2 separate regions of the Mus musculus genome follow, and region 2 is linked to region 1. Evidence: chromatin loops called from intact Hi-C (ENCODE). Cell type or tissue: left cerebral cortex. All regions are shown on one strand. Each heading gives the region's core, and the rest is flanking DNA. Links, peaks and the distances in the headings are about the cores only. Region 1 overlaps Celf2 (CUGBP, Elav-like family member 2). Region 2 has its middle 160 kb from the start of 5031426D15Rik.

The links. Hi-C counts contacts between places; a loop is a spot of excess contacts. Peaks named below come from ENCODE experiments on the same cell type or tissue, not always from the same donor. Only the 100,000 strongest peaks of a DNase experiment are listed, where the experiment ranks them.
Region 2: it touches region 1 in a loop (3-fold over the local background); 2 of 42 quality-filtered maps call a loop at or near these places.

The regions. Positions count from the first base shown.
Region 1 is chr2:6,716,457-6,730,696 of GRCm38, reverse strand. It overlaps Celf2 (CUGBP, Elav-like family member 2), which reads left to right. Exons shown (of 14, transcript NM_001110228.1): 2 at 9,084-9,280. Among named protein-coding and RNA genes, the nearest start is that of Celf2, 160 kb to the left of the region's middle. In left cerebral cortex, for the core only: a CTCF peak has its summit at 4,361; DNase peaks (open chromatin) are centred at 5,516 and 6,888; H3K27ac peaks cover 400 bases.
Region 2 is chr2:7,078,506-7,095,149 of GRCm38, reverse strand. It overlaps a transcript of Celf2 not described here. Among named protein-coding and RNA genes, the nearest start is that of 5031426D15Rik, 160 kb to the right of the region's middle. In left cerebral cortex, for the core only: no CTCF peak of the experiment used is centred there; DNase peaks (open chromatin) are centred at 5,536, 5,933 and 7,438; H3K27ac peaks cover 4,520 bases.

The DNA of each region.
Region 1 (14,240 bases), core at 2,470-7,469:
TTATTATTTTAAGTTAGATTATACACAGGTGAGGTAGGTAGGAGTAAAAGAAGAAATCAGTGTTCATTTTGGGAAGTGGGAACCCACTCTGATTTCCTGCAGTATTTATCTTCATTTCATAACAATCTTAATTTTCAGTTTATTGATAGCCAAAATAATATCCTCTCAATCTTCCTAGAGAGCCATTTCAGTTCCTTGCCCCCAGTGGACAGGCACATTCAGCAGTCAGGTATGAGCACGTAAAACAAACTGGGAAGACATTCATTCTCAATGGGCAGCCTGGAGAATTTTGACCCTGTAAGGTGGAAGCAGTCGGCTGTCACCGGAGGGTGTGTCAGGGTGAGGCTGCACTTTGGGAAGATGAGGGCCTCTGTATCTCTTCTTTAAAATGATTGTTTCCCTGGTGCCATTTCTAAACCTTCGTCAGAAATACCTATCAGCGTAGTGAAAATGCCTTCTGCTCCAGCCCCAAGGTCCACGGAACAGTTTCTGACACAGCACAGCAGGAAAGGAGATTGTCATCAAGGGCAGTGTGCAGCCGGTGCTCGGCAGCCTTGCCGGCAAGGGTTATTGTGTGTTCAGTCATCACTCACCCCCCGCATGCCTCCAAATTTCCTTCTTTGTAGGGGTTTTCCAGCTTTCTGCCTTTTACTAGCAGTCAAATGGAGGGAGATAAGGTAATCAGGTTTTCCTCTCACTTGGTGAGTCCAAATGCTGGTACTCTGTGACCTCTTCTAAAGAGGAGCATTCCCTGAGAGTCATGGCTACTTTTTACCTTGGTAACAGATGTATAGCTTTCAGATCTCTGACCAAATACAATCCAGTATAAACTCTAGTGGTTTAGTAAAACATCCATGACAAGTGTGTTGTTTCTAAGTTACTTTTGAAAGAAAAAAAATGTCTTGTACACCCTTTAAAAAAAAAACTTTTTATTGATTCTTTGTGAATTTCACATCATACACACCAATGCCACTCTGTCTCCCCATTCCTTCATATCCACCCTCTGACCTTGCAGCCTCCCCCCCCCCCCCACATACACACACAAAACACAAACAACAACAAAAATTAAAAACAAAAAAGCCCACATCTCATTGTGGAAGCTGTAGTGTATCACAGTGTGTCACACAGTGCAGCCTTTTGTCCACACACCTTTGCTTGCAAATGTTCCCTACAGTGAGTCATTGATCTGGTTCCAGGCCTCTCGCTCCTGCTATACCATCAATACTGGATCCTCACAGGGACTCCCCTCAGATGTCCTGTTGCTGTCCTGCTTCAAGGAGATCCAGCAGATCCTAAGCTGCTTTCACTCTGCTTGCTCCACCCCTTCATTTGTCCACGTAGATGAGGTTCCCATAGACCAAACTCAAAGCCCTGGATCTGGGCCTGTGTAGTAGCTTAGCTGACTTGGTCACCCTTGCAGCTCTCTGGCACTCATACCACCATCTCCAGCTCTCTAGCACTGCCTGATAGCTCACTCAGTGCCCCAGCTGGCAAAAGGCAAGGCCAGCTCTCTGTCTCTCATGGCCTTGGGGCCATCTCACCCCCACCCTCTCCACCAAGGCCAGCTATACTGTGCTGCCCAGGTGAGGTGTGGGGCCAGCATTCTAGAGTGCTGCAGCAGTAAGGGTCAGGACTAGCTCTGCATAGCCCTTGGACAGCAACATTGTCCTAGGTGGCAGCCCAGTGCAGGGATGTCCCCATGGCCTTTGGTGGTAATATGAGCCATGGATATTGGCACAGACCCCAGCTGCTGCATGGCCATACACTGAGACACGGCCTTTAGTGGCAGCACAGGCCAGGACTTCTCGATGAGCTCAGGTGGCAGGACAGGCTTCTCAGCTCAGGCTATTTCTCTCCACTCTTCTGTGTCCAGCTCCACCTCTCGTCACAGTGCTCAAACCCATCAACTCTCTCTCTCCCAGCTCTCCACCACTCTGAGTGGCTCCTGCTCTGGGTGGGCCATGCAGCAGGCGGGCCTCTGGGTGCCTTCCATCTATCCTATATACTCTTACGACATTTCTTTCCCCCTCATTTTTTTTATTAGATATTTTCTTCATTTACATTTCAAATGCTATCACCTTTCCTAGTTTCCCCTCAGAAAATCCCTTATACCCTCCCCCTCCCCCTGCTTCCCAACCCACCCACTCCCACTTCCTGGACATGGCATTCTGCTATACTGGGGCATATAAAGTTTGCAATACCAAGGGGCCTCTCTTCCCAGTGATGGCTGACTAGGCCATCCTCTGCTACATATGCAGCTAGAGTCACGAGGTCTGGTGGTACTGGTTAGTTCATATTGCTGTTCCTCCTAGAGTTGCTGACCCCGTCAGCTCCTTGGGTGCTTTCTCTAGTTCCTTTATTGGGATCCTTCCCTCATTTTTTGTAAAAATCTTATGGACAAGCAATATTACATGTACGTGTACATAAAGTAACCTTGAATTTTCCTTCAGAATAACACAAGCTAATTTACTTAAAATTTGATGATCGAAAAGGAATTTTTATCTCCTTCAGATATTTTGAGTATTATTTATTCCAGCTAATCTTCCATGAAGTTTTTGGTTGCTGATATGGTGCCATTTCACCCCAGAGAATGTAGGCCCTTATTTTATAATTGACATGCCTGTAATTCAAAAGGTTCTGCTCTACATGGTCAGAGATAACAGTGTCTTCCAAGTAAATACAGGAGCATCATTATAGTTACATCTTATGTAACAACCTAGCTACAGTTAGGACACATGTGGGTAGCTGTGGCTTCTAAAGACTCTATATGGTGTTTTTGCCTGGCTCCTGGTTACCATGTTGCCATTCTGTGGAGAAGATAATGTTCTTTTTAAATGACCAACATTGCCCACATGGACACGTACTGCTGAATTTCATGCCCATCCTGTAGCCTTCTAGAAGCACCAGACACATTGCCAGTCCTCTCTTCCTCTGTTGCCTTATGCAGCTCTGTCCTGGATAGCTTTCCATGACAACCAAACAGTCTCGTCTTTTGTGCGCTCTCTCTTAAGTACACGTGGTATTAGACAATTATTCCTAAACCCGTGTAAAGAGTGGCTTTGTCAGCTGACCGAAATGGTGAGGTGCAGCTCATTTTGTTAGGAAGAATGTTGGGACATATTGAGAGAGATGGCTCTTTGGTAGCACCCTTGGCAGTTGGCCACTAACAGTTCCATCTAAGCCTGTGTTGCTCCCCACAGCATACATGACACCTTGTTAACACTCTGGCCTGTATGTATATGCCTTGAGCTTTGGGGATTAAATTAGACACAGGATGTGGAATTATACCAAAGTTTCAAGCAGCTGGTTATACTATCTAAATTATCTTTTCAGTAAGTCATTCTCTGCATCCAACACACTGGAGATAGCATATTTTTATAAACATTAATGCAAGTATTTATATGAATACAAGTATTTATATTTTTATAGCCTTTTGTAGAAATTATAACCATATATTATAATTGATGTTTAAATAACATTAAATTACTATTGTTCTCTTTGGTTTACAGTGGGATGAATGAGGTACAGAGGAGTGTTTGATTTTCCTTGAGGGCACACAGTTAAATTGATGCTGAGCCAAGGCCAGCTCCTTTGGCCCATTATCTGCTTATGGTTAGGCAACTCGGCTTTAATAGTATTTTCAAAACGGCTCCCTCAGAATAATATGTTTAAGTGAGTCTCAGCTCTAACTAGTGTTTTAAAAGGAGGAAAGAAGGTATATTTCTTTCTAGAGCTACCTAAAGAAAATTAATAAAAATGTGTTTATATCGTTGCCTTAACCATAGTTGAGTACTCAGTAGCAATATGTAGCTACTGCCTGGCATACTGCAGTGCTAGTGATAGGGGTATAGAGATGGGGATCATTTCTATCAGCACGGTTGAACCAGTGCACTCATCCCAAAAATAAAAACAGTAAGGTAAGAACCAAACAAATAAAAGGGTAAGAACAATATTATTATTTATTAACACCAAGAAGATCAGCTATCTTCAGACAACAGTATTCAGAGGCAGGAATTTTTTTTTTTCATAGCAGTTTTGGCTTTGTAAGTTTGTTGCTTTTTTTGAGATAAAGGAAATTAAATATAGAAAACAAATACAGGACAAAATACAAAATCAAAAATCTGTTTCTTTGCTTCCAGTCTTGAAAAGGAAACTTGAAAATTTTTAGACCTTATAAAATGTTTTCCTGAAGTTAATAATAATAATCCATTGAGCCACTTCTATTGAATGGTACTCTGCTTTCTCAGAGGACGCAAGGATGGGTGTGCATGGTCTCTGTTGATCTGATTTCTTTTTGCTAGGAAATGGAGTAGGGAAGTAGGTCAGTGCAGTGCTGGAAGCTGCGAGTGAGCCCTCAAGTGGCCCTTCCAGTAGCGGCACTTTCCATCCTGACTCTGAGGCTCATGCCAGCAGTGTCTCTGACCGTGTGCTCGCTGACTTATGCTCCCATTCCACTTGGCACCTGTCCTAGAGGGCCAAGGGCAAAACACAATTGGTATTCAGGGTCTTGTTGAAGTTTTCAGGCAAGGTGCCCACAGACGTATATGTCTGTGTCCAAGGTTTGCAAGTGGCCACAGAGTCTCATGAAACACCACTACCTCAGGATTTCGCCAAAGAAGTCGAGGTCATAGAACAAGAAGGGCAGACAGTTGGCTTTTAAATCTTACTGTATCCATATTTTATAGTGTGATTCCTTACAGAGATTGCATTGGGGAAAGGCACCTTACTTCTGTGGACCTCATTTGCTTCATTTCTAAAATGAAGATGGTTCCAAAGAGCTATTATGATATTGTGTGTCAGATACTTGGCAAAGGTTTCTGGCAAAGGGTAGGCCCTCTATTAATATTATTTAGATTTGAATCTAAAGTTGTACTATACTGTGTTCCTTGGAAAGTACGGAATAAGAAAAGCAAGCTAGTCCTAGCATTCCAAGTCATGCAGACTCTTTTCTGACAAAGCTCTTAGGAGAAGGTTTGGCTGAGATGGGGGTATGTGTATCTATAATTCTCTATGAAAGTTCCTTGGATACCTATGGTCCCTGGCAAGAACCCCCAAAAGCTTAACTTAAAACATGATTAACACATGATCTTTGGCTAACTCGGAAGTCTCTGTCCCTACAGCCACATGAGAACTGAAGTCACCAGATTTCCAAAAGAAATATTCTTCAGCCAAGAGAAAAGATTCAGTCCAAAGGAGAAGTTAAAGTGTATTAAAACAAAGTTAGCAAAATTATTATACACCAAGATGCAGTAATAATAAGAGGGTCACTGTCATATGAATAGCCAAAATAAATGTTTTCGATTGGGAGTGTTTGGTGGTGGTTTTAGTGTATACTATATGACTACATTTTCCTACAGACAGAATTATTGTACACTTTCCAAATGATCATTTGCAAGATGGCAGACAAAAAGGGATATAAAAAAGGATACGTGGCAGCTACTCATCCGAGTGACTTTCTAGAAGTAGAGAAGAAAGGCTCTGGACAGATGGTGATCTTCTTATGTGGTAATTGAGAAGATGTGGGTTTCAAAGCAGCCTTAAAGGCTCATAAACTGGGTGGTTTGCAGCTTGTTTCCCAGAGATAGAGGAGTGGTGTGTGTACATTTTTCCAGCATTCCTGTTTTTATTTGGGAGTGTGATTCAAGAAACCCAGTAAGACTTGCTTTGGAATTTGTCTTTGATTTGTTTTGAGCTGTCTTTACTCCATTCAAGCCATACTGTACCGAATGTTTAGCCACATGGTGGATTAGAAATACTTTGCAGTTTGGGACCCAGGGGCATAGATTTGGATTCTAACTATAGTTCATAATCTGGTATCCTTAGGAAGGGAACTTATTTCTCAGATGTTGCCATTTGAAAAACTACTTTCTCATAGGGTTGTCTTAATGATTAAAAATGTAGCCGGGCAGTGATGGCGCATGCCTTTAATCCCAGCACTTGGGAGGCAGAGGCAGGCGGATTTCTGAGTTCGAGGCCAGCCTGGTCTACAAAGTGAGTTCCAGGACAGCCAGGGCTACACAGAGAAACCCTGTCTCGAAAAACCAAGAAAAGAAAAAAAAATGTAAATCACTGCCAGATGTGGTTGTTCACCATGGAATCCTAGCTCTTGTTAAGCAGAAGCAAGCAGATCTCTGTGAGTTCAACGTCAGGCTGTTCTATATAGCCAGTTCAGGCCAGACAGCCAAGTCTACAAAGTAAGACTGAAAACACACACACACACACACACACACACACACACACACACACAAACAAAAAGAACCAAGGCCAATTTTTAAAAAAGTAATGTACATAGTGTAGTATTGGTATATATAAGATACTATTATTACTAAAGATATGAGTCATGTTTGGATTTACACCAAAAGAATTTTTAAGTAAAAAATAGAATTATGGTGATTACTTGTGGTGAGTATGTAAAGGAAGTGCATTCACAGTGAGAATAGCAAGACATTTATAGAACATTCTAGGCTATGTGCCTCTATGAGGTGTTATCTGTTGTTGCCATTTTATAGATGAAGGATCTGAAGCTCAAAGTAGCACAGTAGAAAGCTATGATGTCCGAGTACAGAGCCCATGTGTTTGCCCTTTGAATGGTAAGGGGTCCAAGGTGTTAGGTTGGACAACCAACTGGGAGACATGAAGTAAGCACTTTCTACTATAGAAAGGCCAAAGGAGCTCTGGGCAGCTTCCTTCCTTCTTTGATTCCGTTAGTTTCTGTTATTTGGGAAAACATAAAAGGAATGTTCATTTGTGATGTGAGCATTAGTTAGTGCTTACTCCAGAACTCTTGTTTAGATATTAGACAACTGTACTGCAGTCTAACTCTTGCTCTATATGAGTCATTGTCCAACTTCTGCTTTCTGTTAGCTTAGACTTGTGGCAATACCTTCCTCTTCTCATTTAGCTGGTTGTCAACAGCAGTAACCACGAGTCCTTCCTGTCCCAAAAGTGAATCTTGCCACATTCTCAGCATTCAAAGTGCTATAGACATGGTATCCTCTACTGCAAAGAGCTGAGCCACCTCCACCTTGTGCCATCACAGCTCCACAGGCTAAATTGTTTATTGAATTCTCAGTGATGGGAAATAAGATAGGTGCATGAGAGCAAGATAAATGGTCTAGGCTAATATAAACAAGCATTGTATTATACCTGAATTGTTAAAAAAATTTTTGCATTCAATATTTTACTCTGTAGAGCATTTTTATAACAATAAGATCGATTAGTGAATGCTGTAAAAATGTATCATGTTACTTCAGTGATTAAAAAACAAAGTGGTCACATGGGGAGGTGGTAGAGATGTAGAGATCAAAGCAACACCTACTGAAGAGGGTCTGACATCATTGCCTCTCTGAATTAATCTGAATTGAGTTTTTTGGGGTTTTTTTGTTTTTTGGTTTTTTTTTTTTTTTTCGTTCTACAAGAGCTTAGCTTTTGGGGGAGGAGGTGGTCTGTGTGAATGTGACAGACTTTTCACTATGTCCTCAAATTCAGGAACTGCCTTCCAAAGCTCCCAGTTTTTCCCATGCTAAAGAGTGCAGACATGCTTTAAGGGGCGGGGGCACTCAAGTCTAATGAGTTTAGACCTGCAGCATCTTTAAAGTGTTCTTTTTGTTTGTCTGTTTCTGGCAACAAAATAAGGAACTCTCTCTGCTTTAGATCTTTTTCTAGTGCATTTTTGGTATTTCTCTGAGGCGACAGTGAAATCACACCTGCTTAGTGTTTCTTCTTTCTGACATGCTTAACTAGTGCAGTGGTCGCCTGCTTAAAAGGCTGCAGCTCCTGGGCTGCTGGCTTTGCACTTGTCCGGCTCTTTGCATTTCCACAGACTGATGAAGTAAACTAAGAAGGGCATCTTCAGAAGCATTTAGCATTCTAAAGAGAAGACCTGGGGTATAGACAGTGTGTTAGTTGGGGGGGGGGGGGGGGTTTATCAGGAAAGGGTATTTGGCTTGCTTTATTGTCAGAGGGGTAGCCCCAGGTAAAAAGAAATGACTTTATCATATCAGACTTGTGACAAGTATTCTCTCCCAGATTTGGGTCTGGGAAATGATAGGAAGACATATAAAGGCTTATGCCTTATTCTTATTCTTTGTATCCACCCCAAATATTTACTGAAGCTAGGGGAAGAAAAGCAGACCTTTTTCTTCTCTTTCCCAAACGTGTGATTGTTTAGAACTTAAGTGCAACATCTGGAAGTCAGATATACAGAGAACAATTTATGGAGTGTGAAAGATTTGAAATATTCAGTGTCCTTTAGTGGGAACTCAACTTTCTGTGGTGTATTTTTTCCCCAACACAAAGCAGGCAATTCTGAGATCACTTTTGCCTCTCTGAATTAAGCCCTTTGTGCTTGGGTCCCATAAACAATGTGCTTTTTAAAGGGGAGCCTCCCCCCCCCCCCCATGCTCTGGCCCTTTTCTCCAGTGCAAGCAGCCAATCAGCTGCACTGAGCTGCATAGCTGGAGCGCTTTCCATTCTGAGCAGCAACAACGTACTAATTTGATGCACACATGGATGCCTCTCGCACTCTGCAAATTCATCACCAGCATCTTGCATTAGTCATCTGATGGACTGCCAAGTGTTTCATTTTCTTTCCATGTGACTTTATTATTACCACCTCTCTTCCAAAACCTCTGAAAAAGGGCGGGGAATGGGGGAAGAGGGTGAGAAATCCAGCTCAGCCTTTCTTTCTCAGGGATAACCAGTGCCGAGCTGATAATGCTGCTGATTTGTGATGTGTTGATGGCAGCCTTGCCAATTGAGACCTGCACTTAACTTGCAGCTGCCTCCCAAGCCTGGGTTCTGAGATGCCCATGCCCTGGGTGACAGGCGGCCAGTCACTGCCCTGTGCTCCGGAGTCGATGCTGAACAGCAGCAGTTGCAGTGAAAGCATCGCGCTGCTGCTCAGAAGCAACCTAATGGTGCCTCTGCTTTGTTTTACTTCATCAAATTTCTACGACTCATTAGGCACTTTCCCCTGTGCTCCTCTTCCTCTTTCCGCCTCCTCACCCCCAACCCCCACTATTTTTTCTTCCTGTCCTTCACCCTGAAGCCCTAACTCTGGCTCCTGGTTCCGTTTTTGACAGTAACGGCACAGCCAACAAGATGAACGGAGCTTTGGATCATTCAGACCAGCCAGACCCAGATGCCATTAAGATGTTTGTCGGACAGATCCCTAGGTCCTGGTCGGAAAAGGAGCTGAAAGAACTTTTTGAGCCTTATGGAGCTGTCTACCAGATCAACGTCCTCCGGGACCGGAGTCAGAACCCTCCCCAGAGTAAAGGTACAAAAAGCATGTGGCGCATGGGGTAGGGTCACTCAGGCGTCAGGGTGGGCTTAGTGACTGCGGTGGGCACCCCTGAGCTGCCTAGATATCTTGGAACCATCAGTACGCAGGGCAGGAGGGAGGGAGGAAGGGAGGGCAGCAAGGCTGAGAGCAGCTGGTGCTGCCGGCCCTGGTGTTCTGGCTGTGCCTCAGGGCTCCTCCCAGAATTCCCGCCTGCTGGGACAGGTGGGACTCAAGAAGGAGGGCAGGAAAGCTGCCCAGCTTTTTATGGTCTCCTGATTGCTCCTATGAGGTCACGTTCTAAGCAATGTGATCTCTGGGCGGAGTTGGTGCTTCTTTAAGGAACAGTATTTCTTAGTCTTGTACTTCAGGAGCTAACTCTTTCAATGCTACCTTTTCATGACTTCTCATGTAATCACAAGTATATTACCCTTTTCTATAGCCTGTAGAGACCTTGAAATGACCTGCAAAACAGTGCAGTGCCACTGGTGGGATAGAGAAAGGGTTCACCTTGAGGACAGATGCCCATTCTTTGAGGCAGCAGAGATCATTAAGAGAACTGTGCCTGCTGGAACAAGGGTTAGTGCCCTGGTGGCATAGGTAGTTAACACATCTTCAGAATAGTCAAGGCTTGCACCCTTATCAGAGGTAAGATCAAAGGGCAAAGTTTGATGCTTGTTACTGCCTCCATTTTAAGATAATGGGGATTGGGTGGAGGTTGTAATTATTGAAATAGAGGCCAAGAATTTGGTTGATGCTTCTGTGTTTTTAAGTCCTACATTGTCATTGTCGGCTCTGTATAGACTCCTACTGCTACCACTTGGTTTCTGTTGCTATTTTAACGTTTTTGCTTTAGTGACTTCGTTCTTTTTTCATCTCTCTTCTCAGGCCTCTTTCCTAAGGATATCACAGTTGCTTTTTCTCTGGGCTTTACTATTTCTGTCCAGCTTGTTGGTTTATTTTTATGTGCATCTTGTAAGAGGGAGCCCCTCTTCTAGCTTGTGTGTGCTATTTAGTTAGGCACACGAACCTTACCTTTCACTTTTTCTGAGCCTTTTAAAAATAAAAGAATAAGAAAAGTTTAAGGCTAATATTCTGTAATTCTGTGAAATGCTGAGCTATCTCCTGTTCTCTATGGTACTGAGGGTTAATGGGCTTTGGGAAGCTTTTTAAAGGAATTTAAAAGCCCAAAGACTTGTAAAGGTAGACAAACCCACCTTCACATTTTGTTAATAAAGTAGTCTCCCCCCGAACATAACCTTTAACACTATGGCTGTTTTAAAAAGACTGGAATGTTGTACCTACAAAGAATAAAATTAGATAAGTAGGCTCTAACATCTAAAATCAGTAAAATGTAAAACCACAGAAATCAGAATTATGTTAGAAACCTTTGTGAATATTTACATGTTTTCCACACAAAGAAATTAGGAGTACACTGTAATATTTCCATACTATCCTACATAAGAGAGACAGCATAATGCATGGTTCTGGACTAATTAGTTTTTAAATAAGTCCTTTTCCTTTACCTAAAGTAGTACCCAAAAGAAGATAGTTACAGCAGCAGGCAATCTGCATCCTCACCTAGGAAAATGGAACACTGATATTGGCTTTATTGGCCTTTTTCAAAAGGCTGAGTGGCAAAATACCCAGAAGTCAACTGTGGCTATGATTCCAGATTACTCGCTTTATATCTTCTGAGTATGTGTATCTTACATTGGTCCCTAGACCTTTCTCCCAGGCAAGTATATTTTATGTATGGCTTGGTTCTGTGCTCCTTTGAGCAATACCTTTATCCAGACGACATTTGAGACTATATATTTCCTCAACTTCTGTTCACTGGTTTTTCTATGTAATTAAGAAGGTCAAGCTTTTGAAGAGGGAGAGAAACTAAATACAGGGACTCTGGGGTGCATGTGCACTACATCAGACCCTCTACTGAGTGCTTTATATATCTTCCATTTAGCTTTTACCAAAAGTTTGAAGGTCGATAGTATCAGTCACAGTTTACAGATGAGAATGCCCAGGCCGATAAAAGTTAGGAAATGGAGCCCGGTTTTCCCAGCTAGTAGAAACTCTCTGGACACTGTTCACCAGTCTTCCGAAGCTTAACTGTTTTGTCTCTCAGTGAGATGAGATTAAAAAGAAGCAAAAGCATCATCTGCTTCATTTCATGGCTTCATTTTCATAGCTAAGTGTCCTCAAGTAAAAAGACTGGGTATCTCCCTTTAAGAGCACTAATGGTTTCATTTCTGCCTTTGTGTTTAGTTTTTGTACTCATGGGTTTAGATTGTACATCCCTCCAACTCATAGTATCATGGAATAGGAGTTAGAGATGAAATCATTCAAATCTTACCTTTGGAAATACAGGTCAGTTTCTATTCCTGTGAATTGAAGTCTCAGATTAAATATTGCTTGAGATATAGGGGCTGTCAGCCAAGGCTTGAAAGGGTTTCTGTTATACAGACATCTCTGTTGTGATGGGACTTGGGCCCTGTAATGACATTGTTCTCAGAGGCAAACAGTTCTTAGGTACTTACATATAGAAAACAATAGCTACCATTTTCTTTGCATCAGTATTCGTGTATACCACATATAATTTTACCTGTTTATATGTAAAACTGAATCCCAAATTTACATTGATTTTGACTCTGTCAGCAGAGTACAGTTACCATGTTTACACAGTATTGATGCCAGATCCTCAAAAACTAGAATTACTGGAGGCTTTGTTTAAATGTGGTTTAAATTACCTAAGCAAGGCTTTTGGATGGCCTTGATTCATTGCCTCATTGGCCTTGATGGTTCCAAGGAAAGAGGCAAAAGTTACACTACTCTTTAATCCAGGTGAGTTAGAGTTTTCTTTTCTTTGCATCCTATGTTCTCTTTAATCTTGAGGAGTAAAAGCTTTACCCTGTTTTCATTCTGTAAGAGTTGAAGTGTAAGCTGTCTGTTTCTTCTTCTTTTTTCCCTCTTCCTCCTCCTCTGTCTCCTCTTCTCCTTCTTCCTCCTCTTCCCCCTTCTCTTCCTCTTCTTCTTCCTCTTTCTTACAGATGCATTATTCAAGCAGATTCAGAAACTAGGAACTCTAAGTAGACTGTCCTACCCTTTTAAGAGTTAAGAGGAACGTTTTAAAACCCCCATTTTATTTGTGTACATGTTTGTGTACAGACATGTGAGAACACCCCTGTGGAGACCTGGGGATGACCTTAGGTGTCAGGCCTTGCCTTCCACCTTGTTTGATCTCTTTCTTCTTTGTTCCAGTGTGTGCCAGACACACTTTGGAAGCCGCCTTTTGGAGGCTGTCTTTCCTCTCATCTCTATGTAGGAATGTTCCAGTTACAAATGTGTGCTACTACACTTGGCTTTCCATGGATCTGCAGAGCTGAACTCAGATTCTCATATTTGTATAGCAAGTGGTTTACTCACTGAACCATCTCCTCAGCCCAAGAGGAGCGTATTTTATTCCATGGTTATCTGCCACTTCTACAGATGATAAGAAATAGTACAGAGTGGGTAAAACATGGCCTGTAAAACCAGACATGCATAAATCCACTTCCTGGCTCTGATTCTCTTTAGGTATTTCACTGGGCAGTTCTGTTAGTCATATCAAAATAATGGGGACAGTCCTCATAGAATGCTGAGTTAGTGATAGCCATGCTGGAATACGGTAGGAACCTGATATAAGAGATTATTATTCTAATTGTTAATCTTTATCATAACTGTCTTTTAAAAACTTAAAATCTAAGCAAAACAATAAAGTAAACACATGGATCACTACAATAAAAGAATGAGATAATAGTAACTAGAAAAGAAGATATACATACTGAAATTAGAGTTCACAGAAGAAAGAAATGAATTTTATTTTTATGAGATACAGGAAAAGGAAGCATCTTAAACAAAATTTAAAACCACTAATGGAATTTTAGTAAATAGAGTTGATATTAAATGTTACAAGTGGATGGACTTAATTTAGCATAATTTAGAGAGGGAGAGAGATGGATAGAGGGGCAGAGCATAGTCTGAAATGAAATAGAAAAAAGGAAAATCACAAAGCTAAGAATTTATAGGATAGGGCCAGGTTTTAGAGCGTCTTTGTAGTAGCATTTAAAAAAAAATAAGATTTCTCTTTTAGATAAAGGGAGATCTGGAAATGTTACTTAAGCAAAAAGCAACAATGAAGAGAGTTCCATGTGCGGTGCGCAGAGAAGGGGAAGGAGTGATTGGCTGGGCACAGTCAGCAGTGGGAAGAAGGAACTAGGAAATAAATTAGAGCAGTGGGGAGGGAGAAGCCAAGGTGTGTGTGGAAGAAATAGGGAAGAAATTCACAATGGTGGCAGCAGTGATAAGGAGAGAATTTTGGAACCACAAAAACTGTTTTAATTTTGAGGTGCCCCAGAAGGGTCAAGAAGAATGAGGGCCAAGAAAATACATTGAGTGTTGTGCTGGTAAGGACTAAGCAGCATTTCAAAAGCAAGGTGGCAGTTTAAGCAAAGAGGAGTTGAGAGTGTATGCATGGGGCATGAGTATAGATTTCCTTACCGACGCTCTGAACATGAAAGAACACTGTATACATGCAGTGCTGATGTTACTGCTACTGCAGTTCTTGAAAAGACAGAACAAAGATGGTCATAGAAATACAAACCCCACCTGAGTCAGGGCTCTTGAAGAGAGAGAAGGAAAAGCTGAGGAACATCAGGAGAAGGGTTAAAGAGACTTAATTTGAGACAGCAGTACAGTTAGGAGGAAGTAACATTTAGAAAATGTCAGCATAGAGGAAGAAGTACAATATTCAGTAGATAATACTTAGTAGCGATGCCTCTATGGTTTTGTAGTAAATAGCAAATCTCTGAGCCATAAATTGGGGGTTTATGAAGAATAGATTTATTGGTTTGGAAAACTGAACAGAAGAACTATTGAAACGCAGAAAGGACCCTGATACACTCAGATTGTGTTTCAATCT
Region 2 (16,644 bases), core at 4,733-9,732, 360 kb before region 1:
CTCCCCGCCAAGTTAGAGGTATGGGAAGCAATGTATTAGCTATTCAGCACATACAGCCATGGTTCTGTGAAGGCAATATGTATGCTTAATGGCTGCTCCGTAGTCTAATGGCTCAGCTACTTCATCTGTGCTTTTGTGTTGGCATTGTTGAAACCAGAACAAAGATAGCTCCTCATACTTCATAATGTTTATAGGAACATTAGAACAATAATGCATAAAAACCTCCAGGCCAGCTGAATGCCCGTACGGACAGATCCTTCTAGTCTGGAGGATGGAATGGATTCAACAACAAAGGTGACCTAAGCCTCCATGGTAGGCAGCTTTTTATAAACTAGCTCTGCATGGGAGGAAGGCTTCAGACCCTGGGACAGGGTAGTGAGGTGCATTTTTTACTTATCAAATGCCTGACCTCCAAGTTCTCCCAGCATCCCTCAGTCCCTGCCTAACATACCCTACCCCCAAACCCTGAACTTCCCAGCCCGGGGGGCGGGTCTGCCAGATCTTCCCCTCCTCTCTCTTCACAGATTCTCTTTCTCTCTTTTCCTTCCCCTCTCCCCCTTCTCTCTCTCTGTGCTGACTTCAGTGGCCTCAGTCGTGGACCAGTGAGCTGGCCTGAGAGCAACTTTTATAAAAACTGCCTATATAATCTAATCTGGCTTGAATTGGCTCATTTCACTGGCAGGGAAATAACCTATCACCCATAAAGGACTGAATATTTTCAAATGAAGTTACTGTGTGTGTGTGTGTGTGTGTGTGTGTGTGTGTGTGTGTGTGTCTGTGTCTGTGGGTCTGTGGGTCTGTGTGTGTGTGTGTGTGTGTGTGTGTGTGTGTGTGTGTGTGTTCATGTGGGTAGATGTATGTGCAGGTATGTGTCCCTGTGAACGACAACCTCAAGGATCATTTCTCAAGTACCATCCATCTATCTTTCTTTGTTTTTAACACAGGGTCTCACACTAGCCTAGAGCTTGCCAAGAAATCTAAGCAGACCAGCTAGTGAGCCCAGTGTCTACCTTCCTCTGCTTGCTCAGCAGTGAGGTGATTAGCATACACCACCATGTCCACTTGGAAGTTAATGTGTTTGTTTGCTTGTTTATTGTTTTTTATTTTTAGACAGTTTTTGGACTTGAATTCAGGTCCTCATGCTCACTAGGCAAGAACATAATTAACCAAGTTGTCTCCCTACTCCTATATGAGCTTTCTGCATATCGTGATTCAACTCCAAGAGTGGAAGCCAAATTAACAGAAAACAAACGGCTTCTTGTTATTTACAGGAAGTCTAAAGAAGTAGGGAGAGGGATGGAGAAACAGGGAAACATGTTGCCATAGTGACCAGGTGGTCTACCATCTCCCTAGAGAGGTGGAAGAGCAAAATGTATTCTGGAGTTAAGCATAGTGAAAAAGAAAAATATCAAAGTGCAGTGGATGTAAACACACTCCCCCATGCCTCTGAAGAAAACATTTACAGCTTACTCCCTTCAATTATTATTCACGTATAAGGATTAAGGAGTAGGAATGTGGTTTTGTCTGTTTTGAGACAGAGTGTCACTGTGCAATGCAGGCTGGCCTAGGACACGTATTACCCCTGTGCTTACCACCCCCAACTAGAATTATGTCATTAAAACAAAGCCATGTGGAAACACAGACACACACAAAGGAAAGCATTAGAAAGTGAGCCGGAGAGGAGTGGGCCAAACACTTGCCTTTAGACTGAACTCAACACTTCAGAAAAGAACTTCAAATCTACGAGTGAATAAGCCTTGTAGAAGAGCACTAGATTAAGTGGGATGAGAACTGTGTGGATTTGTGATAACTTTAATATGTGTGAAATATTCAGTTATAAAAAGTTCTCCCTCCCTGCATTTCTAATTATAAACTGGCATATTCATTTAAACATTGTCAGCAAGAAATCAGAATTCTTGCTTTCTGGTGGTTCAGCAAGAAGAAAGCCCTTAAGGTCTGATACCACACACACACACGAGGAAAAAAAAATCTTATTTAAAAGGTTAGATCAAGCCTTTCTCTAAAAACAAAGTCCTTATTGCCAACCTAATGCCAAAGACATAGGGCTTTTTTCATGCTAGTATAATTGATTTCCATCTTGTCTTCTTTATTTTATTAGTTGTTGTTGATGTTGTTTTGAGGCAGGGTCTCTCATGAATCCAGAGTGGCTGTGAGCATCCCCTACCCCTCCGATGCTGGGTCTGCAGAGGTGAACCACCATCACAGGCATCTGTGGTGCTCCGAGCATGCTAGGCAAGCACTCTCAACTGTACTACATCCCGAGCCCTTTAAACACAGAACATGCTTTTTAGGAAAACAAAATAGAGGGACTGTAGAGATGCCTCATCACTAGCTGTAATTGCAGAGGACCCTTGAGCTCAGCCCTCATCACCTACACAACAGCTCACAGCCATCGTTAACTATCATTCTAGGCCAGCTGATTCCCTCTTCTGGCTTCCTTGGGCAATGCATGAACATGGTACACACACAGACCAGATGATAATGCGCATAAAATAAAAATAAATATATCTTTTTTAAAAAAATAGAAAAACAAAAGCTTGTTAAAGAGGAAATCCAGTTTCTTCTGTGTTCCTCCGATTCCCATAAAAAATTAAAGAAAAACAAAAGCAAAAACAGTATTACCAAGAAAGTGGTGTCAAACTAGCTTTCCAGGAAGCCTCTTAAGGCCACTGGAGGGAGAGGTGAGGCAAGATGTGTACAGTACCCAGCAGTGATTCTGTAATTAATGGATTTTGAGCTTTGTGAAAAGCATTCTTTGTCCATACATAAAGAGAGGGCTTTGTGGTTTCTGTCCGTTGTTTTTATCGTTGCTCTCAATCAGCTGAGCCCAGTACATTCTTTTTCTTCCCAGATGAAGTGCAGTTTTCAGTGGCTGTGCTCCCTTTTCAGTTTTGATCCCCTTTTGTAAGGTGACCATCAGCTTTTATGTGGAAAAGATGGCATGGCAGAGCAAGCTTACACCTTTACAGGCTTTCTTTTCCATTGGAAAAGCCACAGCTAACTGAATGGTTATGGGATGTCCTAGTAGTTTACACAATGAACCACTTCAGCCAGCTCACTGCTGCTACCTGCTCTCATATTAGAGCGAAGTTCCCCATGCTGTCTTCAGTAGGAGTGGAAGAAAATGTAGGTGATGTGGAGAAAAAAAAAAGACTGCTGAACCAATAAAGCTGCTTCCAGTAAGGTAGATAGACAGAGAGATAGACAGACAGGCAGGTAGATGGATGTGGAGGTCTGGAGGTATGGATGGATGGATGGATGGATGGATGGATGGATGGATGGATGGATGCCTGGATGGATGGATGGATGGATGGATGGACGGATGGATGGATGGATAGACAGATGAACAGGCATGCAGACAGATAGATTGATGGATAGATAGATAGATAGATAGATAGATAGATAGATAGATAGATAGATAGAATGGAAAATTGATGTGTTTTAATGAGCACCTCCCCTTCTTATACTGGCAGTTCTCTATAGATTGGGGCAATCACGCAATTCTTGGTAACAAGATAAAATACCGTTACCACATTGTTTATAATGTCCTGCCTTCATTGCTTGCTTTATATTTAAACTCTTTCAAGTCATGCCATCAAAATACCTTTTTAGTGGTGTTACACTCTCCCATTTCATAGATATGAAAATGTGCATATAAACATAGATTTTATGTAATGTGCCTTGTTGGATATTTAAGCTTTCTTATAACTCCTTCATATATCCAACACTTCTCTGAAGGTCTAACAGAACTCAAATATGTAAGATTTTCTTTTTTTCTAAAAATGATATTCTCGTTAATGCTTTGTGAATTTCATACAATGTATTTGATCTCATTCACACCCCATTTGCATTCACACATCCCCAGCTGGCCCATATTTACCCTACTTGCCCAGCCACCTTCTGACCTGTCCCTTCTCCCTTCTCAACCCATCAGGTCTAATTTTCACTGTCCAAACATTCCTGGGTTTGGTCCCTACCTTGAAGAGTGACTGACCTACCAGGGTCTCACCCTTAAAAAAAAATGAGTCTCTCCTTCTTACTGTTTTTACCCATTGCTTTTTATTTAAGAGGGTCCTTTGTAATTGTTTTTACTTGAAAGCAGAGTCAGAAATTACCATGCCTCTAGTTTGTCTCTTCTACAATTTTCTGTGGTTTTACTTCTGTAGTTAACTGTTCACATTGTGTGCTAACTAATTCTGCTTTCAATATGAACTCAGGTCAGGTTTTGTACATACAAAGCTTGCCCCTATGGAATGTACTTCCTCCAGCAAGACTCCAACTCCTAACAGTTCTAGAACCTTCCCAAACAACACTACCAGTCAGAGACCAAGTATGCAAAAACAACAAGAGCCAATGTGGGACATCTGCAGTTCAGCCACAATATTATTGTGGGCAGCTGACCACTGTATTGCTCTGGTGCTGTGGCTCAGAGCAGGAGGTAGTGTCATGTTCTTGTCAGGGAGCAGATGACCAAACCCAGCTTCCTTTGCTCGAATAGCAAACTGCTGGCTTCTTCCTTCTGGCTTGATCTGTGAGTTAACTATAGTCATGGAAAAGATTTGTTTAAAAATCACATTGCTTTTTCTATAAATAGTCCATTACAATTACATTTATGACTCTAACACATCCTTACCAGTCTTCCTGACTCAATAGAAGATGCTCTTTCCTAGTGAATAAGCAGTTGACTGGAGTCAGGCTCACCTATACTGTGCATTAACCATGAGAATCCTTTAGACTGCCCTATAGACTTAGAAAGCCCTGGTTTAACACAGGTCCTACACCCAGTCACTAGGTATACCTATACATTGTATCCTAGACCAGTCACTAGGCATATCTGTACATTGTATCCTAGACCAGTTACTGGGCATATCTGTACATTGTATTCATGTTGCTAAAAATGTCTTACCCAGGCTCTTTGGAGAGCAAAAAACATACCAACAGTATCTGTGGATTCCTTGTTATATTTCACAACCATAAGAAGTGAAGGGCTTGGAAACGCATAGCAATTTGGCATAGTAATTTTATGATTAATCTAATTTTCTTTTTTGAAGGCTGAACTAGATTTTTGTATGAATTTGTTTTTTGTTCAGTAATTCAGTTTTATTTTACTTTACAAAAGTATTGATCTGAAACATATTGGAATTTTTAGAAAGCAAAGGAGAAGGGAAAAGTCATCCTTTGTCACAGTGGGACGCCTGGCCTTGCTTGATAGACAAGCTGGATAATATTTCATATGCTAAAGCATCCTTTGGTTTCTAAATAAATACACTATACAGGCAATATCTGGTGTGTTTGCTATAGTTACTACCTTAAGGGAGATGAACAATAAGCTGTTTAGATCTCTGACTCTGGCTGGACAATTGCACACTTTAACTCCGTTTAGGCCCATTGGCATTCTCCTCTGTGGCACCAGTAGAAGGCTTGCCTCCTCCTCAATGATCCCAGGGCAATAATCCAGGCAAGGCAGTTCACAAGCAGAAGTTGGCATTGTGTCATTGACGGGCAACTTGGCAAGTGTGTTTGGCTTTGCTCTGAGACTTAGATTTCCCTCTTCAAACCAGCAAGGAGTTGAGTTTTTAAGCACACAATCCACAAGAACATAATGCCAGCGTTTAATGCAAAGCAAAACAAAAGAGAAAGATTGGGAGATCAATATTCAGGCTTTCCTCCCGGAGGCCAAACAATACATCTCTCTTTGGGCTTCTCTTTTGTGCCTGTCGCTGTAAACCACCAGTGTTAACAAAGACAGGCTGGGAATCCAAAGAACACAGCTTGAACATTGCATCTGTCCTGGCAGCTCAGGAGTTAACTAAAGCTCTGATATTTTTTGCCTCCTGGATGGACTGAATTTGGCCTGTGATTCCTCTGAATGGCATGTGAAGCAGCCGGCTGGGTGTGAGCACCCCCCCTCCCCATCTCCCTTCTTCCTCACTTGTCAAATATGTCTGGCAAAGACCCAACTTCCCCCTCCTGACTCCACTTCACTTTGCTCTCCTGTGCAGCTGAACAAGATTCCAAATGAGAAACAGCATTCTTTCCCAAGCTTTAAAGAAGGCCTCGAACCCAGTGAAAAGCATACCAATAAATATGTGGACCCTGAATTATTGCACAGTGGCCCTTCCGTTATTCTTAGCAGGTTTCAAAGCTGTCTGTTTAGTCTGTTCCAAGATCCTTCATTGTTTGGCTTTTTTTTTTTTTTTTTTTTTTTTAGTTTATAGTGTCCTGAAACAGTGATTCTTCAGTCATTGACAAAGCACCAAAACACGTATCTTTGTCCCTGGGTTTTTCATAGTATCAGAGATTGCAAGGGAAGCACAAAGGCACTTGGAATTCCATTAAAGCTGCATTCTTTTATCTAAAGGAGAAAAACCCCGCTGTTCTAGAGACACCATTAAGTGAGGATATCTACAACTTGTATTCGGTGTAACTGAAGATTAAGGGTTAACCCTTTCCTGTGCTGGCTTCTGACAGCAAAAGCTGGAAGCAAAACCAAGAAGATGCAGCAGCCTTGTTAACTGACTCTCCTTTCCTGTTGTTTGTTTGTTTATTTGTAGGTTTGTTTGTTTTTAAATTACTTCTTCGGTTAAAAACAACCTAGAGTGTTTGGGATTCTAATATACTGGAAAGCTCCAAGAAAATAATTAAAATTACAACAGAGCTTTGAAAATGGAGTATTATATTTCAGTACCCTATCAATAGCGTTAAGAGAACCATTATAAATCCAGATAAACTAACCTTTAGGTCCAGATAAATAAACTAACCTTAATAGTGATGCTATTTGAAAATTAGTCTGTCAATAGGCAGTGATCGTACATGCCTTTAATCCCAGAAAAAAGGCAGGTCAATCTCTGTGAGTTCAAGGCCAGCCAGGGCTACACAAAGAAACCCTCTCTTAGGGAAAAGAAGGGAGGAAGGGAGGAAGGGAGAGGAAGGAAGGAAGGGAGGAAGAAAGGAAGGAAGGAAGGAAGGAAGGGAGGAAGGAAGGAAGGAAGGAAGGAAGGAAGGAAGGAAGGAAGGAAGGAAGGAAGGAGAAGGGAGGGAGGAAGAAAATTTGTCTATTATATGATTGCCAGATCCCAGAAATGAAAATACAAGGCCCACAATTGAAATTGAAGTTTCCAAATTAATTTATTAATTAAACAAAAATTTTAATGTCTTATACAGTGTTTAGGGACATCGTTATATTAAAATATGATTCATTGTTTCTCTGAAATATAGCATAAGCCAAGCATACCATATTCTATCTGGTGACCCTGGTCGGTCCCGGGTTCTGCTGTGTACCACAAAAAGCGTGTACTGCTTCCTCGAACGTTCCAGGGTCAAGGAAAAGCATGCAAGTTTCTTAGCTCCTTCCATCTGTCAACTTAAAAACTTTCACACATCCTCGAGCCCAGGAAGCCTTCTCTTCCAGGAGCAGAACACATTTCCAGTTAGTCATTCCACATCCGTCAGAGAAGGCACTCAGCCATTTGAGGCGAAGGTGAGATCTGGCAGCTCTGATGTCGGGGAAGACCAGGGCACTCAGACCTGCACAGTCTCGGTCAGGAAGTAGCGAACCGGAAACGAGTAGGAGAGGAACAAGCTTTTCCAAAACCAAAACAAGAAAACTTTTAAGAAACTCGGAGTCCTAGGAAGACACTATATTTTATCAGAAATGGAAAAAGAACGTTTTTTTAAAATGAAAAAACAAAATAAATAAATAAATAAATAAATAAATAAATAAATAGATAAAAAAAAATTAGAAAACAGTGTTAGGAGAATGACTGGGTGCAAGCAGGAGAACCCGGTTTGTGTCCACGTCAGTCACGTAAAAGCCTGTGCGAGCCTCCATGCAACCACAGAGAACTCTCTGGCCAACCTATCCAAAGTGGAGAGCTTCCATTCAGTGAGACACCCTGCATACGACCATAGAGAGGAAAGCAAGAGAGAAAGACACGATATGGTCTCCTTTGGCCTCTACTTGCAGCACACAGATGCCTCACAGGCATGTACTAGGAATGTCAATACACACACATGTGTGCGCACATGCATGGGCGGGCACACACATACACTCTTTTAAAAACAGTCAGAAAAGGAAAAAAAAAAACAAAAAGACAAAAAAAAATATTTCTTTCTTTCTGTAGTTAAAAGAAATTCTTGGGCTGGAAGATAGCTCACTTATAAAGCACCTGGCCCCCTAAGCATGAAGGCCTCAGTTCAGAACCCCAATCCTAGAACCTACCTGAACCCCCAAACACATGCATGGACGACAGGCAAGATGACAGGCAGACGCTTCAGGACCAGCTAACCTAGTCTGCTTGTTAAACGTTCAGTCCAATGAGTGGCCTTGTTTCAAACAAGAGAGGGAGCGTACCTGAGACAAATACTAGAAATTGTTCTCTTATCTCTGCAGCCCTAGAGAATATGAAATCCACTCACACACCCCACAACAAAAATAAAAATAACTAATTTCCTGACTACCAGAAACCTGAACACTGGCTGACAGGAGAAAAGCGTTGCTGGGACTCCAGGAGTCCCTTCCTAAAGCCTTGGCAGGCTGGGTTAACTACAGTTGGTGGTGAATCCTTTTCTCTATCTGTCTGCCTTGTGCATCATGTGTTTCCTACTCCTCTGACGTGTCTGAGAGTTTCCAGTGTTGTGCCTTTGACTCCAACGATACATGTTCAGGCACAGGAAACCTACCCAAGATGCCACAGAAACAAGACTCTCTGCTTACTGGCTGACATTAACTTCCCCTCTTAGCGTGGTTCTCAGGAGAGACCTGTGCAGTCAGAGTCCCAGTTTCTGACCATGTCCTGACTGGGACTCTGCATGTCTGTCTGCTGCCCACATAACCAGCATCCCAGAGCCCATGGAGCCACCACCCCTCTAAGGCTTTGTTGCTTTCTTGAAGCAGACAGAAATAGTGAAGTTTGCCTTCTCTACACTGAACTCTCTTCACAGGAAAAAAAAACTTAGAACTGAGAAAGCGGGGAAGAACTGGGAGAAGTAGAGGGAAGGCAAGCTATAGTCAGAATATATGATATAGAAAAACTCTAATTTTAATCATCACCATCTCAGAGCTGACTTCTAAAGTGAGGGCTGGAAAGATTGCTCATTCAGAAAGGTGCTTGTCCCTCAAGTACGAGAAACTGAGTTTGATCCCCGGAATCCACATAAAAGCCTGGGTATAATGATACTCATTTTAATCCCAGACCCAAAAGGCTTGCTATCCAGTCAGTCTAGCCAAATCTGTGAGAGGCCCTGTCTCAGCAAGGCATATGCACCTGAGTAACACTACCTAATGTTGACCTCTGACCTCTACGCTAGCACACATACATAGAGAGGCAGAGACAGAGACAGAGAGAAGCATACACACAGAGACAAACACAACACAAACTTACACACATACATAAATAAGCATACAAGATATACAAGAGATATACAAGGATTTATACTCACAGGCATATATATAGAGAGACATATATATACAGAGAGAAAGGAGAGAGAAACATATACATACACAGAGAGAGACATACATGGCATACATCCATACAGAGACATACAAAGAAAGAAAGAAAGAAAGAAAGAAAGGAAGAAAGAAAGAAAGAAAGAAAGAAAGAAAGAAGAGAGAAGAGAGAGAGAGAGAAAAAAAGAAAGAAAGAAAGAAAGAAAGAAAGAAAGAAAGAAAGAAAGAAAGAAAGAAAGGAAGGAAGAAAGAAAGAAAGAAAGAAAAATATACACACGTAGACATAGACATACATATATGCATAGACATACATGTATGCTTGAGAAGAGGAGATGAAAGAGCAAGAGATTTTTATTTTTGAATTCAAAAAAGTAAAACGGTGTCTTGTGCCTGCAATCCCAGCATTCAGAAGGCCGAGATACGAAAGAAAATCAGAGTTCACGAAAGAAAATCAGAGTTCAAGGCCAGCCTGGGCTACAGAGCCAGACTCTGTCTGAAACTGAACAATGCACACAATAATTAATTTCCATGTGAAGGAGTCACTTTATCAAAACTGAGCAAAACAAAACTTAAAATGATACCTCACAGCAATTCACACGGTGATACAGAGGGAAAAAATTAGCTTCTCAAGGTGAACTTAACATTTTACTTCTGAGAATAAGATGTTTCCTGTTCCCTTGTTGTGTTCCAGATAAGCTGACTCAAATCTGAACAAAGCAACGTATTGTTTCTCTGCCATAAGCACACTCATACTTGATGGGAAACTTAAAATCCAATGGCCTAACAATTAGCAGATTGATCCGGTTTGTCCCAAGACTTGGGGAACTGAGGCAAGAGGCTCACAGAGAGTTCAAGGCCAGCCTGTACCACTTAGAGGGACTCTGTCTCAAAAATCCAAAGCAGAACAGAAAACAGATGCATTCAGTATGAGCATTCAGTGTAGCAGAAACAGAACCATGAGGGAAAAGAGAAAAAAGATAAATTTGTCTCAGTTTACAGAATGAATATACATTGCATGTAAGATATTTGAATCTCAAAATTAAAAACAAAAAAATTAGTACATCACAGTTCTGCATCATTTATAAACAAATGATTCCAGTAAGTGGGTGTCCAAGGATACTCTGCACTCCAGCAGCTTGAGAGGAACAGGGAGAGGCCCTGACCTGATCCTGCCTCCAGCCTCACCCTCAAGAAGGTGTTCTCTACCTGTGTGCAGTCATGCTGTAAGAGGGAGGGGGTTGCCAATGCCCAGGTGGGCTTGTAGGCATGACTGCTAAGCACAGTGCCCAGGGATCGAGCCAGTTGCTTCATTTCTTCACGCCCCAGAGCCCTCATTTATAACAGGAAGGGAAAAGTTCTACTGGTCTCATAAACAACCTAACTACGAGGAGGGTGTGTGCCAACACACAAGGAAATCATCCCAGCTCTCTACTTTGAGATAGACTTTTGCTTTATCCAGTTATTGGGTCTGGATGCAAGGTTCTGTTTGAAAGAGAGATTCTACTTCCTGCCTTTAAAAGGTTTTGGAGAGCCCACTGATCAAAAAGACTATTTTTCTTGGCATGTGGGCTGATGGTCTGCAATCTTTGTGCTTGGGAGGCTGAGGCAGGAGAATTGCCTGGACTAGAGGACAGGTATGTGTGGACAAACAGGGTTTCAGTGAGACCCTGTCTAAGAAAAAAACAAAATAAATTATTTTGCAACTTAGAATCATGCTCATCTATTTGTCCTTTGGCCCAAAGCCAGGTCCCTCCTCCTCCCGCCTTTCCTCCCATTAACCCTGAACTCTAAATATTAAGGCCTCATTGCTCTCCCTTCCCCAGCCCTGGATCCCTGTGGTACAGTGGGCTAATGAGATAAGGATGATGTCATTATAATTGCAGAAACTATTTCATGATAATCTTTTGTTTTTCTCTTGCTAACTTTCTAAAGGGAGAAACACTTTATTAATTATCTGAGCGCTGGCAGCCTTTTGGAAGTAAACTCTATATGAAGGCTACTGCTATTAGCCACACTGGATGAAGCACTTGGGGATTAAAAGCGTTATGTAAATGTTTACACATGATTATGACATGGCCCCAGCTTCATACTGGGAGGGCACAAACAGCCCAGATAGAAGCATGAAGTCCCAGAGAGGCGGTGGATTTTTTTTCTCTTACAAGGTATGAAATTGTCTTTTAATTTTAGCATAAAGATAGTCACACTTTTGAAGAGTGTCATTCACAGCCATTAGGATGATATTTATGACTGCGAAAGGAAGCAGCTGGACACTGAGGGTTAACTGACTATTTTAAGAACTGGGGTGGGGAGCACGGAGAAGAGGGACGGAGAGGAGAAATTAAAATGGAGTGACAAGAACGTTTAACAATAAGAGCAGCAGCTCCCAAAAGCAGACTCAGTATGTCTCTCTCTGATGCTGAGATAGATTCATTCTCTCTCTCTCTCTCTCTCTCTCTCTCTCTCTCTCTCTCTCTCTCTCTCTCTCTCTCTCTCTCTGTCTCTCTCTGTCTCTCTCTCTCCCACATCTCTCTCATTTTATTTTGTTTTAATATTTGGTGAGTTCTACCTAACACGTGGGGAAGTGTAATCCCTACCCCACCCCACCACCTGCAGGTTTCAGGAGAAGGCACTTGTGATCGCTCACTGGATCACATCTAGTACTCCTAAGGGATGCCTCTTGCTGGGTAGTGTGACCTAGGAAGTCCTCTTCTCTTGGGTAGTGCTGTGGGGATTCAAACCCAGCACCTCACTTATACTACTCAAGAGCTCAGCAACTCTAGGACTAAGCTTTTTCCAGCCTCTAAACTTCTTTCCAATGAAGAGGCCGCTGTGAGGGTCTCCGTCTGCTCTTGGTGCACAGGAGAATTTGATTCGTCCAAGCTGTTTCTCCATGTATGGTAATGATCTGAAATTTTCTTTTTAAAATTAGAGTAAGAAATAGAGGGAAATTGTTACACAAGAAGGATATTCATGGCTCATGGCTCTAACGAAACCGTTGACAGCCTGAGTGCCTGGACCGGATGATTTCAAGGTTGTCTGCCTCAGGATCCTGTGAGGACAGGTGACAGGGGCAAGCGTTCCTGCCATAGCTGCTGAGAAGCATTAGTAAGAGTGAAAATCCCCCAGAGAAGACCGAGCCCAAGCCCAGGAGGCTGTGCTCAAGAAAATAAGAATTCCATGTACTAAGAAAGAAATCCCTCACCCTGTCAGTACAGAAGGGTTAGCCAGGAACCATGGACACCACAGGAAAACAGTTCTGTGTTTGTTCAAATGCTTGCTTCCACTGTGCATGCATATGTGCGTGCGTGCGTGCGTGCATATGTCTGTGTGTCTATTTCTGTAGGTGTGTGTCTCTGTGTCTCTGTGTGACTGTGACTGTGTCTCTGTGTGTGTCTGTGTGCCGGTTTCTGTGTGTATCTGTGTGATTGTGTGTGTCTGTGTGATTGTGATTGTGTCTGTGTGATTGTGACTGTGTCTCTGTGTCTCTGTGTCTGTTTCTGTGTGACTATGTGACTGTGGCTGTGTGTGGCTGTATGTGTGCTGCCACAGCACTTGTGTGGAGGTCAGAGGACAGCTTGCAAGATTCTCTTCTCTCCTTAGCCATGGGGGTTCCAGAAATCAAAGACTTGGCAAAAAAAGAAAAAAAGGAAAAAAGGGGGGAAAAAGTGCTTTTACCCACTGGGCCATCTCAGGGACCTGATGTTTGATTTTAAATTAAGGAAGGACAGGAAGGGAAAGTTGGTAGACATTCTGACATTTTCACCTCATCTTTAGAGATTGTGCATGTCCCTTTTGTGTTATTTAAATAGAGAAAGAATGCGGGCTTGAGGGGCTAGGGAGAGGGAAATACTGTAGGAAATTGACACCAGAAAACACAGTAAATTCGAGCTTGTTAGCAGTATGGCTCGAGATTATTTTTTAAAAAACAAACCCTAGCAGTAATGCAGTTTGCGCCTCGGAGGGAAGCTCTAAACCTGGTATTGGTGTCCCAGACTGAAGCGGGGAGAGACAGAAAGAAAGCAGCCTCGTCAGTCTTCTGAAGGGAATGTGAAAGGAGATCTCGGAGGCAGGAGAATCCCCCCAAAGGAGGAGAAGGCTACAGCCCGCGGTAATCTGTAAATGATTGCTCCTAAAGTCTGGAAGCTTCAAGCTTGAGCCCTGTTTGTTCCAAAAGAAAGCCGAGGAGGACGGAGTTAATAAAGAGAGATTTAACTGAGAACTCTGGTTGGAATAAAGTGGGCTACAAAAAAGGTCAAATTTGATCAGTTGGAGCAGATTACAGGGGCTTTTGAAGGGTGGTGTGGAGAGCTGGAACCGGTCTGGGAAGTAATAGAGCACACGATTGATTCAGGGGGTGGAGAGAAGCCAGGACAAGCGCTTATCAGTCCTGGAAGGAGGAAGAGCTGAGCTGCTGGGCGCTGCTGCTCCGGCCTGAGCCCAGAGCCACCTCTGCCTGCGTCCCTGTCGCCCTGTCAGGCACCTCTGCTCTCCGGTTTGCCTTCTTTCCGCAGCTCTCAGACAATGGTTTCCCTAATCTCTGACCTGGACTCCCTGAGAGGCTGGAAAGCGTTAAGGTAGGCCTGTTCGCATTCTCTTCCCGCGCTATTTCAATTCAGGGCCAGCTCCTGCCCACCCCCCACCAGCTAAAGAGGGAGAGAGAGAAAAAGAGCTTGGCATTCTCTAAAGTGCCTGCTTTGGGTTTAAGTGACAAGCCAACATGGCCCAAGTGTTCTGATACAGGCACAACTTTAAGCAGACAGACGGGGCAGGCACATGAAAGTGCTCCTCGAGTTTGGCTGCAGGAGAGCACAGAGAACACAGGCTTCCTTCAGGGCGGTCCGGGCTATTTCAATGCTCCCCATGCTGGTCCTCCGGCTCAGAAAGGAGTCCTGAGGTTGAATTGTTTCAGAGGCCACTGAAGGGATGATGTAGAATATGGTGGACTTTCTGGAAGCTCACACAGAAGAGTAAACTTTTTCAAAAGATCTCATTACTGCTCACACTTGAAGAATCTAAAGAACTGCGTGTCCTTCGTGTGAATTCTGCCCCCCCCCCCCCCGCCCACTCCGGTCTCAGGCCAATTTTGGAAAAGTTGACATATACAAACTCAACTGATCAGGTAGAATGTATGTAGTAATGCTCTCTCTCTCTCTCTCTCTCTCTCTCTCTCTCTCTCTCTCTCTCTCACTCTCTCTCTCTCTCTCTCTCTCTCTCTCTCTCTCTCTCTCTCTCTCTCTCTCTCGTAAATACTGGGGCTGCTAAGTAACTTAAGCCTTGCTGGTAGACTGGTAGACAGCTTATCTCGAATGCAAAAGACCCTGGGTTTGGTCCAGAGTTTGACATAAACTCAGCATGCCTGACCACAGCCCCAGCTCTCAGGAAGTAGGGGAAGAGTTTAAAATCATCCTTGGCTACAAAGTGTGTTTGAAGCCAGATGACAAACCCTATCTCGAAATTAAGCAAACGAATAATAAAATGGAAAAAGTGATCTCTGACCTCCTCACACCAGAATTTAGAACCTAAGCTAAAACAGGCGAGTTCACGCACCATCTCCACTGAGTCTACACTGCACCTTTGGCAGTATCCACGAGGAATTGGTAGGTTTAGCTTTCCTGTGAATGGTATTTCCCCAGGGAAAGCATTTGAGACAGTTTTGAAAATATAAAAATGTTAAATTCGGAGGTGTTATTATTATTATTATTATTATTATTATTATTATTATTATTTATTAGAAGTGGTTCTAGTCGGTTTTCATGCTTGCCCAAATGCCTCCTCCAAAACTTGGTTCAGTCAGAGTTAGACCAGAACAAGCACAGAACATGGAGGAGCAGAAACGAGCACATGACTACAGACCAACCAGCCTTATGATAGCTGGCTCTCTACGACTCTTTCAGGAGGTCTGTCTGCCTCAGGGTTTACCTGATTTTATTATTTCTAAAGCAATATTTATAAACAAGAACAAATAAAAATGAGATCAATATTCTTCTCCTTTTCTTTATTCTACATTACTTGTTGGGTTAGGGTGAGAGTTAGAAAATTAACAAAAAGTGATAGGGTGTGAGAGAGATGGGGGAGGGGTGGCACAGGCCAGGGCGTGTACATGCAGACCAGAGGATGTCTTTCATGGAGACGGCCTTCTCCTGCTGCCTTTATGAGGAATCTGGGTATCAAGCTCAGTTTGCCACACTTACCCCTTTGCTCCCTGGTCCTGACTCATATATTCTGGAACTTTCTGGACACACATCATATAATATATGCTATTTTATAATCTTTTTCCAGATACAGCCTATCCATATTCAGCCACCTCTCATAGCTGTGGCTCTAATGGCCACAGGCAGCACTGGTCTGTGATGCTCACCAAATTGCCACATTATCTTATTTGGTATTATAATTATTTACTATATTAATTATATGTTGTTGTCTTATTTATGTGTTATATTATTTCCAGGCCTTGGCTTGATAATGACGACAACAACACAGTAAGCATCTTTATGTGTACAGCTTTTTACTTTTATTAATTAAATTCCAAGATTTCTCAATGAAGAGGTTCACTTTATGCACCTGCATCCTTTAGTGATTTTTGTTTGTTTGTTTACATGGTTGAACTTAACTTTTAAAATTATATCTATTTCTTCATTTTTATGTGTATGCGTGTGAAATACACACACACACACAGACAGAGACAGAGACAGAGACAGAGACAGAGACAGACAGACAGACAGAGAGAGAGAGAGAGAGAGAGAGAGAACCCAGTACCTATATATGAAAATCAGTAGACAACTCTCAAGACTCTGTTCTCTCCTTCTACCTTCTACCACGTGGCTTCTGGGCATCAAACTCAGTTCCTTTAGGCCTGACAGGAAGTGCCCTGACGTACTGAACCATCTCACTGACCTTTGACCCTCCTTTTAATTGGGATGCGGCAAGACATTGCTGTTAATGCTCTCCTGGAGTAGACAATCAGGTTTCATTTGCCTCTTCTTTCCCCGAAGACTGACTTATTTCTAAGACTAAAAGATATCTTAAGAGTGCTTTCAAAAATCTCTTCTTGGGTGATTAACTTAATATTTCTGTGCATGCAGATGGGCAGGGTTCTGGCTTTAAAAAAGCATGTGGCTATAGCGACAAGCTTTAAAAATGCAGTCCTTCAAACGCCTTTTAAAGGAATGTTCCTG